Regions from separate parts of the Homo sapiens genome. Here region 2 is linked to region 1. A link is a loop called in an ENCODE intact Hi-C map of the cell type or tissue named here. Cell type or tissue: mammary epithelial cell. All regions are shown on one strand. Links, peaks and the distances in the headings refer to the core of each region. The heading gives the core; the rest is flanking DNA. Region 1 overlaps PTPRM (protein tyrosine phosphatase receptor type M). Region 2 overlaps PTPRM (protein tyrosine phosphatase receptor type M).

Region 1 (8,365 bases), core at 87-8,086:
GTATCAGTAGCCTAAATATAATGAATTTGTAGACATCAACAAACAATAACAACCCAATAGAAAAAGGGATATAATATATAAACAGACAACTACAGAGTAGGAATATAGGCTGAATAACATTTGAAAAGATGTGAAACCTCACATATAATCAAGTATATGCAAATCAACAAATTATAAGATGCCATCTTTTCACCCATCAGATTGAGGAACGTTTCTGTAACAGATAGCAAATGTTGGCAAATGTGTGGTTAAAAAAAAAATGCATCACTCCGTTAACATAACACAACTTTGGTGATGCTTTTGAGACTTCATTTTAATTTTTGAAAAAGCAATCCCTTCTGTTCCCCATCATTCCCACCTAGCCCCCAATATCCCCCCCACACACATACATACAAACACAAATAAATAGCATGTAAAGGCCAAATCGTTTGCTTTCTACATTCTTATTAACAAGTAAGAACCTTTCACTACCAGTATACTCAAGTTCTGCAATATAGCTAGTTCATCTTGAGATCTATATCTGTGAAACAAGAAATTCAGAATCAGATCTAAAGATTTTTAAAGTGTGATTTTTATATTTTTCCTAGGAGAAAAAGGCATTTTTTACAATAAAGTGACAGTTGTTTAGGATAAATTAATAAGAAAATGTAGGCCCTTGTTGGGAAGAATTGTTGATAGATGGGTGTTTTAGAAAAGCCAAATGGTTAGTCAAATGACCACAGAAATGCCTGTAGGAAATAAAATATTAAAATTCTGAACACTGTTTGATTATATGCCTTGTATTAGTTTCCTGTTCCTGCTGTAAATAAATTCCTACAAACCTAGTGGCTTAAAGCAAAATAATTATCTTATAGTTGAGTAGGTTAGAAGTCTGACACAGGTTTTGCTTGGCTAAAGTCAAGGTGTCAGCAGGGCTGTGTTCCTTTCTGGGACTCTAAGAGAGAATTCATTTCCTGGCCTTTTTTCCACTTCTGGAGACTACCCGCATTCCTTGGCTTGTGGCCCCTTCCTCATCTCCAAAGGCAGGAAGGGTGGGTTGAGTGCTCCTCACACCCATCATTCTGACCTGCTGTTTTGCCTCTTAAGGTGTCATGTGATAACACTGGCCCACTTGGATAATTTAGGATAATCTTCCTTTTTTAAAGTTAGCTTATTAGCAACCTCAATTCCAACCACAGCTTTAATTTCATTTTGCCAAGTAATGTACCAGATTGGTGCAAAAGTAATTGCGACTTTTGTCGTTACTTTTAATGGCAAAACCACAATTACTTATGCACCAACCTAATAAAATATATTCACAGGTTTCGAGATTAGTAGGTGGATGCCTTCAGGAGACCATTCTGCCCAGTGAATGGGATCTGGGCCCTCCAAAAAGAGACATCCTTTTCTGGGTTATCATTCATGCACCTGAAGCAACCTCTTTTAGTTACTGCTTTCCATGCCAGTTGCCAGGGCTCCTGAACAAACAGGAAGTATTTACTCACACATAAATTAATCAGCATCTATGTTTTTAACTTGGAATAGAAAGGTTTTTTAAAAAAAATTTTCATCCTTTGTGTTTATGAGATGCTTGGATACTTAATTCTGCACATCCAAGGGATCACTTGGATTTTATGAAGTCAGTGCTTAAAGTGGGATCCAGAATATGCAATTTTATCAGGCCCCCATTGTCCTATGTGCAGACATCAGTGGCTTGCCTTGTTTCTATTACATAGAGACATTCCAGAATTTTTTAGCGAGTTTAACAAACATCATCAAGAGGAAAGTGGAGGTAGTGTTCCAATATGACATGCATTAAAAATTCTTCTCTTTCTCACTTATATTTATAGTCTGATAGAGGATCAACAGTATACCAATTTAATCTTGCTGCAGAGTGACATTTTTGAAACCATTAAATTTCCAGATAATGTGCACATGTGGAATTCAGCAGCATAAGCCAGCTGTGAGTGGGGACCCACTATCACTAATGTCACTTGATTCCCATCTTGCTTGACTATGGATTGTACCAGTTTCATATTTCTTGCACTGTCACCGGTTCCAGCCCCTCTGGATTCATATTGCTGTGATGTGAGAAATAAAACTAAACAAAATATTACTAAGGATGACAGATACTACATCTATTATTTTTATGGCTGACTTATTTCAGTGTTTAAAAATCTTCGGTTGGTTTGGGGAATGGCGTTAGGCGCTCACGTGAGCTGTGGGTTACTCCCAAGTGGAGGGTGTTGTTTCAGGAGGGATCTATTTGCAGGTGGATATTGGAGGGCAGAATGCCTCTTATGTGCAGGTCTTGCCACACTGTGTGTTCAGAGGAGCCCAGCTGAAGACACGGTGGAACTGATCTGTATGGGGCACTCCTGCTCCAGGCCCAGGGACTGATAGAAAATGAGAGGGAAAGGAGGAAACAGAGCTCACAAGTTTTTCCTTGGTGGGAACGATATCTAAGGGACTTAGGGAAGGTGCCCCAGCCAGATATATAATGAGAGACAGTGATGATTAAGTGCATTTCAAGATCGACCCAAAGGCTTTTTTCCAGGGCTGTTATATTGTCATATGAATAACATTAAATTCAAGTTATAAATGAAGTTGTTTTAAAATATGTGTATATGTGTGTGTATATGTATTTATATTCCTCTTTATCATTTAGAAAAAATCAGAAATAGGCTGGGTGTGGTGGCTCACACCTGTAATCCCAGCACTTTGGGAGGCGAGGCAGGTGGATCACGAGGTCAGGAGATCGATACCATCCTGGCCAACATGGTGAAACCCAAACTCTACTAAAAAAAAAAAAAAAAAATACAAAAATTAGCCAGGTGTGGTGGCATACGCCTGTAGTCCCAGCTACTTGGGAGGCTGAGGCAGGAGAATCGCTTGAACCTGGGAGGTGGAGGTTGCAGTGAGCCGAGATCACACCACCGCACTCCAGCCTGGCGACACAGCAAGACTCCGTCTCAAAAGAAAAGAAAAAGAAAAAGAAAAATTCAGAAATTAAAATATATATACCTATGAAGTGGTTAGGTGTTTTCAACTTCCAAGGTCTTTTTCTTTCAACAACTTGAAAAGTGGTAGACCATAGGATCAAGCCATGAAATGTGAGAGTCGTCACCAAGCCCTGAGCTGGAACCTTCAGGATCATTAGACATGCATCAGTCAGTGTCCGTCTGTCTGTCTGTCATGCCTCTCTCTTATGCACGATTATGTTTATCATATATTTTTTATGATCAGGAAGTAAGGTATTAAGATTAATCAGACAAGCAGAATAAGAACAAACAAATGTTTGGTGAGCGCCTACCACATGCCAGGCACTTTCTAACAGGAGATGTTAGAACAGAAGAGGCATAAAGCCCTGTCCTCACCCAGCTGGCACGTGATGTTTGCCCAGGAGCATAGTAAAATACCTGTTGGCTAAGAACAAAAACAGTGGCTTCCAAGTACGTAAGGATAATGCTTACTAACCAGAGATTCTTTTGAAATTAAAGAGTAGGAAAATGTTTCCTTTTGATCCATTGAACACTCTACAGTTAGAAAACTTTAGGTACTCGTGCCCTCTCCAGAAAGCAGCAGGCTCTTTTCTTAATTTTTTAGTTCTGAAAATAAAAATTATTTAACATATAAGGATATTGGGTGTATTTTTTATCTCACATGTTGGTTTAGCATATGATTCCTTGAATTTTGTTGCCATAAATAACATCATCATGATTCTTTTGTTTATTGTAATTTAATTATCATCTCAGAGTCATGCAAGACATTTGTGTCATGGTTTTGAGGTGATCATAGATACATGTAATTTCAACTTGTTTTAAAAGAAAGCCAATCTTTTCCAAATATTTGATTTTCAACTTGTAAGTTTGAGAAAGACTAATTTTTATTATATTTGTATAATATGACTATTATTTGAACCTCTTCAACATGAAGTACACATGGTTATATATATATGTGTGTATACACACATGTACCAAGAGATCCTGACAGTTACTTGCTGAAGAGATCCACACACCTCTTTGCTTCTTTTGCTCTGGTGCAAGTTCATTTGCAGACACCTTTCCTCACCAGTGACTCATCGTGTGGTGTTGTTACCACTAGGTCATCTGAAATAAAGTTGTAGCCTAAAGCGATATGTGAATAAAACCCATACCCGTTTCTCACTTGGTGAGGTAGGAAGATACATATCCAAGTCCTTCTGTCTGGTTTCTTTTTAGCCTATCAGCCTTTCTAAGAGTCCTTCAGTCTGTCATTTGATATAACCCCATGGTGTAAAGAGGTGAACTCTACAACAGAGGCCCAACAAAGATAAAAACCCTGACTTGTCTTAAAAAAAACTGTTTTTTTGTGATAAATGTATGTCTGTTAACTAGTGAATGAAGAACAGAGAGTGGCTGGGTAGGTAGTGTGTGCCATAGTTTGTTGTCTCTAGAGTGGGCTTCTTAAGTGATGATACAGTTAGCGATGTTAGAAGAACACTTTCACCTCAGTCAACAGCTATAAAGTCCAAGCTGGGAACTTTATGGACAGTGTCCAGACATAAGCAACCATAAGTGTAGCTAGTGATGCCAATAGATTCCAGATTCCCAGGATCATTTTATCTCAACATGGGAAAATAATGCCAGATGTCTAAAGTTCTCTAGCCATGTGGCCATGGACAGCTTAGCACCACTGTGCCTCAGTTTCCTTCTCTGGAAGATAGGGATAATAATGGCAGTTTCCTCATTGGGCTTTTGTAAGAGTTAAACGAATTAATGAACATAAAGTGCCTGGCATGGCTAATCTGAAGCCCTACATAAATTTTTGTAATTACTATTTTCATGTTGTATTTCTGTCAACTGTTGCAGTGCTGGTTCTTTTGAATTGGAATAATTAAATATCAGACCACTATGTTTCTTTCTTAAAATTTTACCTTTAAATGCAACAGGATCTGCTAATTCTTACAGATCCATCTTTAATGTGACAACCTCTTATTCATTCTGGTTTATTTAAGTGGATCTTGTAATTTGGTATAATATATGCATTGTTTGACTAAACCAATAATAATTTCATCCCTTCTTTAATAAAAAATAAACACTTATTCTTGTTACCAGCTCCTACTGCAGCCCTTAATTAAGTCTAAGCACACACGTAATTGTAGATGCCAGGACCAAAGAGCCATTTACCCTTTCATTCTTAGTTTATATGTGATTTACCTTTCCATGAGTTTTGCTATCCCTGTAGTATTTGAAAAACACCTTTTCTGTGGCCAACAGTGATCTTTGGCTCAGTGCTAATAAGCATTTCCCCAGTGACAATCTGTTGACATAACCTAGCATGGCAGGGTCTATCACAGAGGGTGGGGGTAATCAGGCTCTGGGGAACCATGGCCTGTGACCTTGAATGGCAATAGACCAGGACTGGGAGGAGCATCCATATTGAATCCACTGATACCCATGGCAGACGGGCCCATCCATCCTGCTCCTCTCCCAATTGCCACTCAGTCCAGTTTCAGAGCGGGAAACTGGAGGAGGAGTGATTTCTTCTTCCTTCCAGCCAGGTGGCAATTTGTTCTCCTAGTTGGCAGCAATTTGTCCTGCAGCTCTCCCATAGGACACATTACTGAAGAGTTCATTCTTCACCATGGTTTCTTTATCGGTTGTGATTCATACCCATCATAAACATAATAACTTGCCAAGAGGTTTTTCTTCCATTTCCCTTATTTCCATTTCATACTTTTAAACATTTTTACTGTAGAAAAGAAATACTCAGGAAATAGTAGAGTATAATAACCATTCCTTTAATTTGAATTCAGCGCGCATTTCTCTCCTGTCCTACCTTTATTCTACTTTACAGTTTTTGAGCTATGACAGTTTTTCTCCCTCCAATTATTTTTCTAAACAGTATTGCAATGTTTAATAAACTATTTTTAGAGCAGTTTTTGTTTCACCACATAAGTGAGCAGAAAATACGGAGTTCCCATATAGTTCTAACACCCCCCTGCCAACACACACACACAGTATCCTCATTTATCATAATCCGTGAGGCTCTATTGCCACATCATTATCACCAAAGGCTGTAGTTCACATCAGGGTTCATTCTTCATAATGCACCTACTATGGGTTTGACAACTCTATAATGACAGGCATCCTTCATTATAGTATCATATAAATAAGATCACAGCCTAGAACCTCCTCTGTGCTCTGCCTGTTTATCCCTCCCTTTCCGTTAACCTTTGACAATCACTAATCCTTTTACTGTCTTCATAGTCTTGCCTCTTCCAGAGTGTTATGTAGTTGGAATAATAAAATATTAGGTCAGTGCAAAAGCAATTGCATTTTTTGCCATTATGTAGCCTTTCAGATTGACATCTTTCACTTAGTGACACACGTTTAAGTTTCCTCCATGCCTGTTCATGGCTTCATAGCTTATTCCTTTGTAACACTGAACAATATTCCATTGTCTAAATGTACCACAGTTTAGCCATTCACCTATTGAAGGACAGCTTGGTTTCTTCCAAATTGTCAGTTATGGATAAAGCTATATGAACATCTCTATGGAGGTTTTGTGTGAGCATAAGTTTTCAAATCCTTTGGGTAAATAGCAAGGAGCATAACTGCTGGATCATATGGGAAGAATATGTTAATGTTGTAGGAAACTGACAAACTGTTTTTCTTTTTTTTGAGATGGAGTCTCACTCTGTCACCCAGTGACAGTGCAGTGGTACGATCTTGGCTCACTGCAATGTCCGCCTCCCAGGCTCAAGCCATTCTCCTGCCTCAGCCTCCTAAGTAGCAAGTACCAGAGATGGGGTTTCACCATGTTGGCAAGGCTGGTCTCAAACTCCTGACCTCAAATGATCCACCCACTTTTGTGAAGCTCCCCACGACCCTATATTGGACTGAACAAAAGAGGACGAACGTGGGAATAGAAGACAAAGACAAAAGAGTATATTTGGAAGAAGGGGTCAGGGGGCACCTTGCTTCTAGTGAACAAGGGCCCTGAGCTGTACACAGCCTTCCATATTTATTAGGCAAAAGAGATAGCAAGGAGGGGGGTGGTGGTTGTCAGGTAATTGTCAGTCGGCCATTTGGTTCACAGCAGGCTTGTGAGACTGCATTCCTGGAACAATGGGTACTAGATGTCTCAGGAGATAACTTCAAGGAGTCCCGCACCAGGAAGTGATGGTCCTCAGCAAACCTTTTGGCGACAGGAGCAGTTTGAGTTTGCCCACATCCTGCATTCATGATAAACAGTTTGCTGTTTGATCATATAGCCTCCAGTGGAATGCTGAGCTAGTCACAATCCCTTTGCCGGCACACTACACACCTTGGCCTCCCAGAGTGCTGGGATTACAGGCGTAAGCCACTGTGCCTGGCCCAAACTGTTTTTCAAAGTGGCTATGTCCTTTTGCATTCCTATCAACAATGAATGAGGAGTCTTGTTGCTCTATATTCTTACCAGCAGTTGGTGATGTCAGTGTTTTTTAGATTTTGGCCTTATAACAGATGTGTGGTGGTATCTTGTTGTTCTGATTTGCATTTTCCTTATAACATATGGTGCAGAGCATCTTTTTATATGCTCGTTTGCTATGTGTACATCTTTGGTGAGGCATCAAGGTCTCTGGCCCATTTTTTAATCCCATTGTTTGTGTTCTTATTGTTCAGTTTTAAGAGTTATTTGAACATTATGGATACCAGTTCATTACCAGGTATGTCTTTTACAAATATTTTCTCCAAGTTTATGGCTTCTTTCTTGACAGTGTCTTTCACAGAGCAGGAATTTTTATTGGAAAGATGTCTATCTTATCATTTTTTTTCATGGATTATCCCTTTAATATTTTAACTGAAAAGTCATTGCCATATCCAAGGTCATCTAGATTTTCTCCTATGTTATCTTCTAGGAGTTTCATAGTTTTGCATTTTACATTTAGGTCTATAATCCATTTTGAGTTAATTTTTGTGAAGGGTGTAAGGCCTGTGTCTAGATTCATTTTTCTGCATGTGGATGTCTAGTTGTTCCACCACCATTTGTTGTCCATTGTAGTACCCTTGCTTCTTTGCCAGTTGATCGTATTTATGTAGGTTTCTTTCTGTTCTCTCTCTTCTGTCCTAGTGATCTGTTTGTCTCTTATTTCACCAATACCACACTGTCTTGATTACTGTAGCTTTATAGTAAGTCTGGAAGTCAGGTAGTATCAATCTTCCAACTTTTTTCTAATCAGTATTGTGTTGGCTATTCTGGGTCTTTTGCCTCTCCATATAGAATCAGTTTGTTATTAACCCTAAATAAGTTTCTAGGATTTTGATTAGGATTGCACTGAATCTATAGATCAATTTGGGAAGAATTGACATGTGGACAATATTAAATCTTTCATTTATTTAGTTCTTTGATTTCTTTCATC
Region 2 (8,365 bases), core at 144-8,143, 55 kb before region 1:
CCACATTTGAAGATGGTATAGACTGACCACTGATTGTCAAAACTAGTCCAAAATAAAACCATTCATCCATACTTACTTCTGCCACATAACTTGCAGATGCCCTGCAGCAAAAATAAATTAGCTCTAAATTTTCTGTTGAGCACAGTCTTCCGATGGGGCCTCTGTGTGAATGTTCTTCAGTCATTTTGCTGAGGGCTAAGAGATGAGGGTAAGACCCTTGGGCTATAGGAGTAGCTAAAAACTGAAATATTCCCAAGGAAAGATTCTACATTAGATTCATGGATAATTAAGGCAAAACACAAATCTCATTCATTCTGGACCTAAATAACCTTTTCCTGCTAGAGAACTTTTTTTAAAAAGTTGCAGTGTTTACTGTCTGAGGAAGGCTTATAAAGGTTATGCTTCTTGCATCCAGAATGTGCAGAAATTCTACAGCTATAAATGTCTCAGCAGCAAATGGGCTGTGTGGCATGCTACAGCCACAGCCTGCTAGGTAATTTACGTTGCTCAGGGACTGTAGTTTTTCAATAGATTGAACTGTTAGTTTTCAGGAGGATTTAATGAAATATTGAACCAGATGCCACTGGTCTGCCATAGATGTGGGACTATGAGAAATGAGGAAATGTCACTCTGTAAACAGCTTGGACCTCTGTGAGTAGGGGAAAAAATTGTGTCCTTAGTGAAAGAGAATCACAACCAAGAGAAAACATGGCAGTTTGGGGGTAAATGTGTTTGTTTCTATGTCCATGTCCTGTGTTCATTTAAAATGGGAGGCTGGGTCTAGGACGGAGATCCAGAAAAATTGTCTGAATCTGGAGAAAGCTAAATAGAGGCTGAGATTTTTCCGAGTCTTTCTTGTTGTCCAGTGGTAATCCTCTGAATGGCCCTATACAGATGCTCCTGGACTTTTGATAGGATTATGGTCCAGTCAACCCATCATAAGTAAGAAATGCAGTTATTGCACCTACCCTACCCAACTTCATAGGTTAGCCTAGCCTCCCTTAAATGTGCTCAGAACACTTAGGTTAGCCTAAGTGTTGGGGAAAATCATCTAACACAAAACCTATTTTATAATAAAGTGTGGAATATCTCATTTAACTTATTGAATACTGTGCCGAAAGTGAAAAACAGAATGGTTGTATGGATACTCGAAGTACAGTTTCTACTGAATGCGGATAGCTTTAGCACCATTGTAAAGTCGGAAAATCATAAGTCAGGGACCGTCTACAATTGCTTTTGCTGTATTCTCGTTTTCAGCAATATAAAGACATACCCGATACTGAGCAGTTTACAAAAGAAAGAGGTTTAATGGACTCACAGTTCTACGTGGCTGGGGAGGCCTCACAATTATGGCGGAAGGTGAGAAAGGTGGCAAAGATACAGATAAAGCACTGTTCCTGAATAACATTTCAAGTCTTGACCTTTTTTTTTTTTTTTTTTTATAACTTTACAGACTTACCTATTCCCTGCAACTCATTCAGGGTATAGATGATCTTGTTTTATGGTCTTGCTGCAATTCATAGCCTGTTAGTAGCTGTGTCTTCAATGTACTGGGAAATTTATCTTTGTACAGGAAGGCACTGTTTCAAGACCCAGAGCTGTGTTCCTCAATAGTCCAAGGAACCTGTCTCAGAATCATCCGGGTACTTACAACAGTGCATACTTCTTTGTCATACCCCAGGCATATTGAATCAGAATGCAGGATGGAGGAATCTATACAAGTTCCCCCAGTGATAGGGATCCTCACTGATGTTTAACAACCACTGCTCCAGAGGGGTGGGCCAGCTGCCGACATTTCTTGTGTCCTAATTGTGAGGAAGGTTCTTAACCATAGAATGTTAATGTAAACACAAGAAAAAAAAAAAAGAAAAAAAAAACTTCTGCTTAACCTCAGCCCATTTGAAGCAGAAAGAAAATTGCAGGGAAACCCAAATCTGTGGTCCTGATTCTGCTGTTGCTTTAAGATCATCTCACCAGCAAACACCATGGTTTGGTCTCGAAAGGGTCCCAGATGAACTAACTCACCTGGCACTGTAATTAATTGTACCAGAGTATGATGATGCATGAAACAATGTTCACTGTGTGTATGTATGTATATCTACTTACATATACACACAAACACATATGTTTTTCTTGTGCTTATTTAAGTTTTCATCTTTCTTAATAAGGAACTGTACTCAGTTCAGGGATTAGGAGTGGTAGAGAGACATATTGATTCATTCAAAGAATACTTGAGATGACTACTTACTCAAAGCCCTAAGCTAGGTGCCGAGTATTATAGTCTAAGTGGAACCATTAACCATGTACCTAGACAATTTTAGATTGAAAATGATAAAACACCATAGGATGTGTGGGTAAAGGCTTCACAAGCTCAGAGGGAAAACTGGCTTTCAGTTGGAAGAATTTGGCAAGAAGGTGGTGGCAATTATGTTGAAATTTTCAGATATAATGGTAATGATATATATGCTGTTGGAACAAGTATTAGCATATGAATGATTATTATTTTCACAATATTTCTTAACACTTGGTAAAACCAGCAGAGCATCTATTTTGCTGTGTTAGAATCGGGCCAGGGTCAGACAAATAATATGAGTCAATTTATAAAACAAATAAAAGATTAAATATGACTTTGGAAGTAAACTCGTAACTGCCCAGTGGGTTCTTGCTGCCTGCTGCACAGATAAAACCAATTCACTGAGACTGTGGCATTGCAATAAAGAAAGAGCACAATTGACACGAGGTCGGCTATGCCATGTAGGAGACAGAGTTATTATTCAAATCAATCTCTCCAAACATTTAGAGGCTGGGGTGTTTCAAGAATAGCTTGGCAGGCCAGAGAGTCTGCTTCTGGGTAGGGCCACAGGATCTGTTGGTGGGTCTGTGTGGGGCATGGGTTGCCAGCAATGCAAAAACTTCAAAAGACATCTCAAAAGGCCAATCTTAGGATGGATGTGGTGGCTCACCCCTGTAATCCCAGCACTCTGGGAGGCCGAGGTGGGTGGATCACTTGAGGTCAGGAGTTCAAGACCAGCCTGGCCAACATGGCAAAACCCCATCTCTATTAAAAATACAGAAGTTAGCCTGTGTGGTGGTGTCGCCCATAATCCCAGCTACTCTGGAAGCTGAGGCAGGAGAATCTCTTGACCTGGGAAGCAGAGGTTGCAGTGAGCTGAGATCACGCCACTGCACTCCAGTCTGAGCAACAGAGCGAGACTCTGTCTCAAAAAAAAAAAAAAGGCCAATCTTAGATTTTACAATAGTGGTGTTATCCACAGGAGTAAAGGGAAGTTGCAAATCTTGTCACCTCCAGAATAATGGCTGGTAACCATTTTCCTTTACACTTTAGCAGAATTCTGGCTCTTCATCCCCCTAACCTGGTGGTCTTTCATTAGCTTTACAAAGGTGGTTTAGTTTTGGGGAAGGGTTATTATCATTTAAACTATAAAAGAAATGTCTCCCAAAGTTAGCTTGGCCTAAGTCTAGGAATAATTAAGGACAGTTTACAGCTTAAAGGCAATATGGGGGTTGGTTAGCTAAGATCTCTTTCACTGTCATAGTTTCCTCACTGTTATAATTTTTGCAAAGGCAGTTTAAAACCAAAAGATCAGAGCAAAGACATATGGGTTTGAGGTTTTACAATGTAAGAATTGTAATATATTATAGTTGATTTGATGAAAGAATTATCAACCAAGCAGTATAAGCACAATACTGACCAAGTGTGGAGGATTATTGAGCTCAGAAATAGTCATGCAGTAAGAGGCGAGGGAAATCTATAGGGAAAGTGCAATTTGCTGTCTCTTATTAAAATAAAAATATGCCTTGCTACCTGAGTAAGAATGCACATACTTTTTTTAAAAAAAATCTTTGTCATATGACTGCCTATTACTGTTTGAATCATAACCTCCATTGCTGCTTTCATTCAAAAGAAGCCATTAAATTCACAGACTTCCTGCATGTGCCCAGTGTGTGAAAGCTTTAATTAAATCTACAAGTAGAGCCTTAAAAGAACAAGAATCAAATTAATTGCAACATGGTCCACGCATTTGTCTCTCTGACAGTCCCTGTGCTTTGGAGAAAAGGCAATCTGTGCACTCTTATCTGAATTAGTAAACTCAATATCACTTTCCATTAGCATGGCCAGTTGCTGCCATGTGTCTTCTGGCTGACACTGTTTACATGCTAATGCCCTCACAAATAGAGTCTGTTCCAACTGGTTTGCTATAGGATTCTGGAGCACTAAATCCAGGAGGTGGAATATGCTGTCTTCTGCTTTCTGCATCACTGGCTTTTGTGAGTTCTCTAGATTGAGCTTCGTAATTAGACTGCAGACTAATTAAGGAAAATTCACCACATGCAAATAGAGCAAAAGGATTTGCTGCTAATTATGGTTCTTATGCCATAGTCAAGACAAATTAATTTGTAATATTATTATTCAACTTTTTGGTGGCCTGCAATAGTGTAAAATAAGGAAGTGATGTTTGTGCTTAAGGAAGACTTCTACAACTGGAGTGAATAAATATTCACCCCATGAGGAAATTAGAGGTAAAATCTGTATATTTGAGGTTTTAGACAAAAAAGACTCCACAATTCCTATATAAGCTTCAGTGTATAATTACTTTGTTTTTATTTTTGTTTTATATCCAGAAGGTACTGTTTCTTAATATGTCAATGCTATAATATAATCACACCGGCAATCTAGAAATACCTACTTCCCAACTTTCAGCATTTAAATGGGAGTTTAATTCAACAGTGTATGATTTTCTTGTTTTTAAAGGCTTCACCTATGAATCCCTTAGGCCAAATGTTTAAAGCTAATGAACTGTAGCTCGTTATATTCTGCTTATATGAGGGAAATAGCCTGAAGCAGGGTGGCCTGGCTTAGTGTGCTGAGTCCAGTAGGCATCTTGAAGGTAATTTCGTTGGTTGCACATAGTTTAGAATTATAACAAGGATTTCTGCCTTGAAACATTACGTATTTTAGCGTGAGAATTGTCTCACCGGCAGAGAATTAGGTTTTCTTGCTGAAAATGTAAAGCAGATTTATTTATGAACTGTCTGCCCCATGCTGCTGTTTTCTGACTTGCTTCTCATTCCTTAGACGCTGAAGCCTAAAGAACAAGCATGTGCTCTTCTTATGACTAAAAAGTGGTTCAGAAAGCAGCATTTTAAGAGTTAAAGGCTTTGCATTGCTAACTGAGAGAAGCAGTATTCACAAAGTATTAAAAATTAAAGATTTAGTCCATCTAATGTCAAATTGGGAAATTTAAAAATTTATGAGCTTATATTGTTAATAGTTTCCTGAGGGAAAATTCATCCAGTATTTGGAGCGATTAATGAATTGCTTGTTGTATGGCAGTATAATAGAGAGAGAGAGAGAGAGAGAGAGTACAGTTAGACATAATATCGAAGTTATTTTTGGAAACAAGCTAACAAAGAAGGCTGTGTAATCTCTATCTACTGCAATCTCAAAAAATAGGCCGAATAGCCATCTATTGCCAGTGATTTCAGAGGGATGTGCCTGAAGGCAGGGAGTTGGATCTGGTGACTTCTTAAGTCCTTTCCACATCTCTCATTCCCTTAATTATTCATCAAATATAAACACAGACAATGTGATTTTCTTTATTCACAATGTCCCTGTGTGAAAAAATATATGTATACATATGTAGGATTCAGTACTCCTTTTATAGAACATTGCTGTCAACTATTAAGCTTAACCCAAAAGAAAGTTCTCTGTTAATAAGAGAACCAAAGTGCACATCATCCCCAACAGGATGGCAATTTATGATGTATTTTGATCGTCCACATGACTTGCAGGAGAGTCTGGAAGAAAGGTCATGGGAAGATTAACTGCAGGCGCACCCGGTTGGTACTGAAGCAGGATTTTGCTCTGATTAGCAAAGCACTGAAGGCCAGTCAGGGAAAAAGATCAAGGTCAGTGACCTTCCAGAAGGGAAGTCAACCTCGGCAATAATAAAGGCTGCCACTCTGTCAGGACTCCAGTCTCATGCAGAGTTGGTGACTAATATCCTTCACTCTAGCTTGAAAGCCCTGTTGACAGTTTAGTTCTAATTATTTGTGGATCAGATTGAGCAGAAATACATCTGCTTCTTTTCTATCTTGTCTTTTGACCCTCCTTTTTTCTGCCCTTTTAAAAAATGTGCACTGATTTCTCAATTATGTTTTTACTTTTTTCATATTTCTTCTGTCAACCCCATTTTCTCCTGCCTTTCTGAGGGGATGTGTTTTCTTATTACTTGTTCAAATACTGATGCCTTTTGGAAAAAGCTAAATGACTTAAGTATTTTTTAACCTTTATAAAAGTATGAGAAGCATATTCTTAGAATCACAGTGTACACTTTCTCAGCCAACCATTCAACCAATAAAGTAAGTAGTTTCTTTAGTAATTCTTTGCAGTTTCCACACCTCTTTGTTTATTCATTCAACACATTTTTTGAGAACCTACTGTTAAAATAAAAACTTTAGACAAATTAAATTTAGCAGAGTTTAATTGAGCAAAGAATGATTCACAAATCTGGCAGCCCTCAGAACCAGAAGAGGTTCACAGAGTTCCCCTTCACAATGCGAGACAGAAGGCAGGTACAGAAAGGCTGGGCTGGTTACAGCAGTGTTTCCCTTATTTGAAAGTGATCTGATTAGTTGGTTCCTGTGATTGACGGAAGCTCAGCTGCTGTGATTGGCTAAGGCTTGTTATACTTGTTACAAAAGTATACTCCTCTTAGCAGCAGCAAATCAGTAAGTGTTGGGAGCAACCTCAATTCTTGCCTCCTCAGAAGAAAGAATTCAACCCAGGGGCATAAGGCTGAGTGAGAGAATGAGGCAAGTTTTAGAGCAGGAATGAAAGTTTATTGAAAAGCTTTGGAGCAGGGAGGAAAGTAAATAGAGTACATTTGGAAAAGGGCCAAGTAGGCAACTTGAGAGGGTCAAGTGCACGGTTTGACCTTAGATCTGGGGTTGTACATATTGGCATGCTTCCAGGGTCTTGTGTCTCTTCTCCCCTGATTCTTCCCTTGGGATGAGCTGTTTGTATGCACAGTGGCCTACCAGCACTGGGGAGGGGCTGTATTCACAGTGTGTTTACTGGAGTTGTGCACATGCTCACTTAAGACATTTTTCCCTTAGCAGTTGAACAATTCTAGAAGGTCATATACCAGTTAAACTCTGCCACTTTGCCTCTTAGTGTGCATGCTTGAGCCCACTTGCCCCACTCCTGAGATCTTATTGGGAAGCTGCTGATCACCAGTTTCAGATGTTGGGTGCATGGAGTTGCTAGCCGATTCTAGTATGTGCCTAGAATTAGAATATTAATCCAAATTTTTACATTACCCACCCTCTCGTTTCTTCTGAGCTATAGCCAGAGATCATTGGTTTGTTCACAGGAATAAGCAAGGTTAGTCTAAATTGCAGACAAAAACTCAAAAAGAACTGATGAGACTAGAATCTTTTAACAGGTTTGCCGTCATTCTTGAAACACAATTTTTCTCCCTCCAATCTCCATTTTCATTAAAAACAAATCATGATAGGACTGATTTGTTTGCAAAATAAGCTTTAGTCTTGTTATACTTGGCCTGATTATTTGCATAAATCACAGCAAGAATAATTATTTGCCACATAGGCTCCTTTTAAAATTGGCTTTGATGGGCTGGGCACGGTGGCTCATGCCTGTAGTCTCAGCACTTTGGGAGGCCGAGGCAGGTGGATGAACTGAGGTCAGGAGTTTGAGACCAGCCTGGCCAACATGGTGAAACCTCGTCTCTACTAAAAATACAAAAAAAACTAGCTGGGCATGGTGGTATGTGCCTGTAATCCCAGCTACTCGGGAAGCTAAGACAGGAGAATCACTAGAACCTGGGAGGTGGAGGTTGCAGTGAGCCAAGATCGCATCACTGCCCTCCAGCCTGGGCAACAGATCAAGACTCCGTCTCAAAAATAATAATAATAATAAAATAAAAAATAAATTTGGCTTTGATGGAACTTTGTTCCATTAGGATCTCAGATAAAATGTTTTAAAGCCATAAGCCTAGCTGTGGGTTTGTACCATCAAATACCTGTATGAGTTGGGTACATTCCTCACCTCTTAAGGTCCCAAGATAACTTGGTGCTCCTAGGCCTGTGAGAAAGTGATATTCTTTACTTACCACAGGTCAGGAACACTGTACAGGGACTGCATACAGAAGGTATGAGGCCAGCTTTCCCAAGGGACTTTTATTATCTCTATAAGTCAGATTTGATTCCTTAAAGGAAAGCATGCCATTCCATTCAAAGCCTTGGTAAAACAACCAGTTTCTCCAATTGTGTCCTGCTGCGAAAGAAGTCAGATTATTACTGCACTTATGCAAATAATGTA

What was found. Peaks named below come from ENCODE experiments on the same cell type or tissue, not always from the same donor. Only the 100,000 strongest peaks of a DNase experiment are listed, where the experiment ranks them.
Region 2: a loop joins it to region 1, with 4 times the contacts of the local background. A loop is called at or near these places in 5 of 110 quality-filtered maps.

Annotation. Positions count from the first base shown.
Region 1 is chr18:8,225,899-8,234,263 of GRCh38, forward strand. All of the region lies in intron 14 of PTPRM (protein tyrosine phosphatase receptor type M), which reads left to right. Among named protein-coding and RNA genes, the nearest start is that of RAB12, 380 kb to the right of the region's middle. RefSeq lists an enhancer at 6,728-7,550. In mammary epithelial cell, for the core only: no CTCF peak of the experiment used is centred there; a DNase peak (open chromatin) is centred at 4,103.
Region 2 is chr18:8,170,844-8,179,208 of GRCh38, forward strand. The region is part of intron 14 of PTPRM (protein tyrosine phosphatase receptor type M); the gene reads left to right. Among named protein-coding and RNA genes, the nearest start is that of RAB12, 430 kb to the right of the region's middle. In mammary epithelial cell, for the core only: no CTCF peak of the experiment used is centred there; no DNase peak of the experiment used is centred there.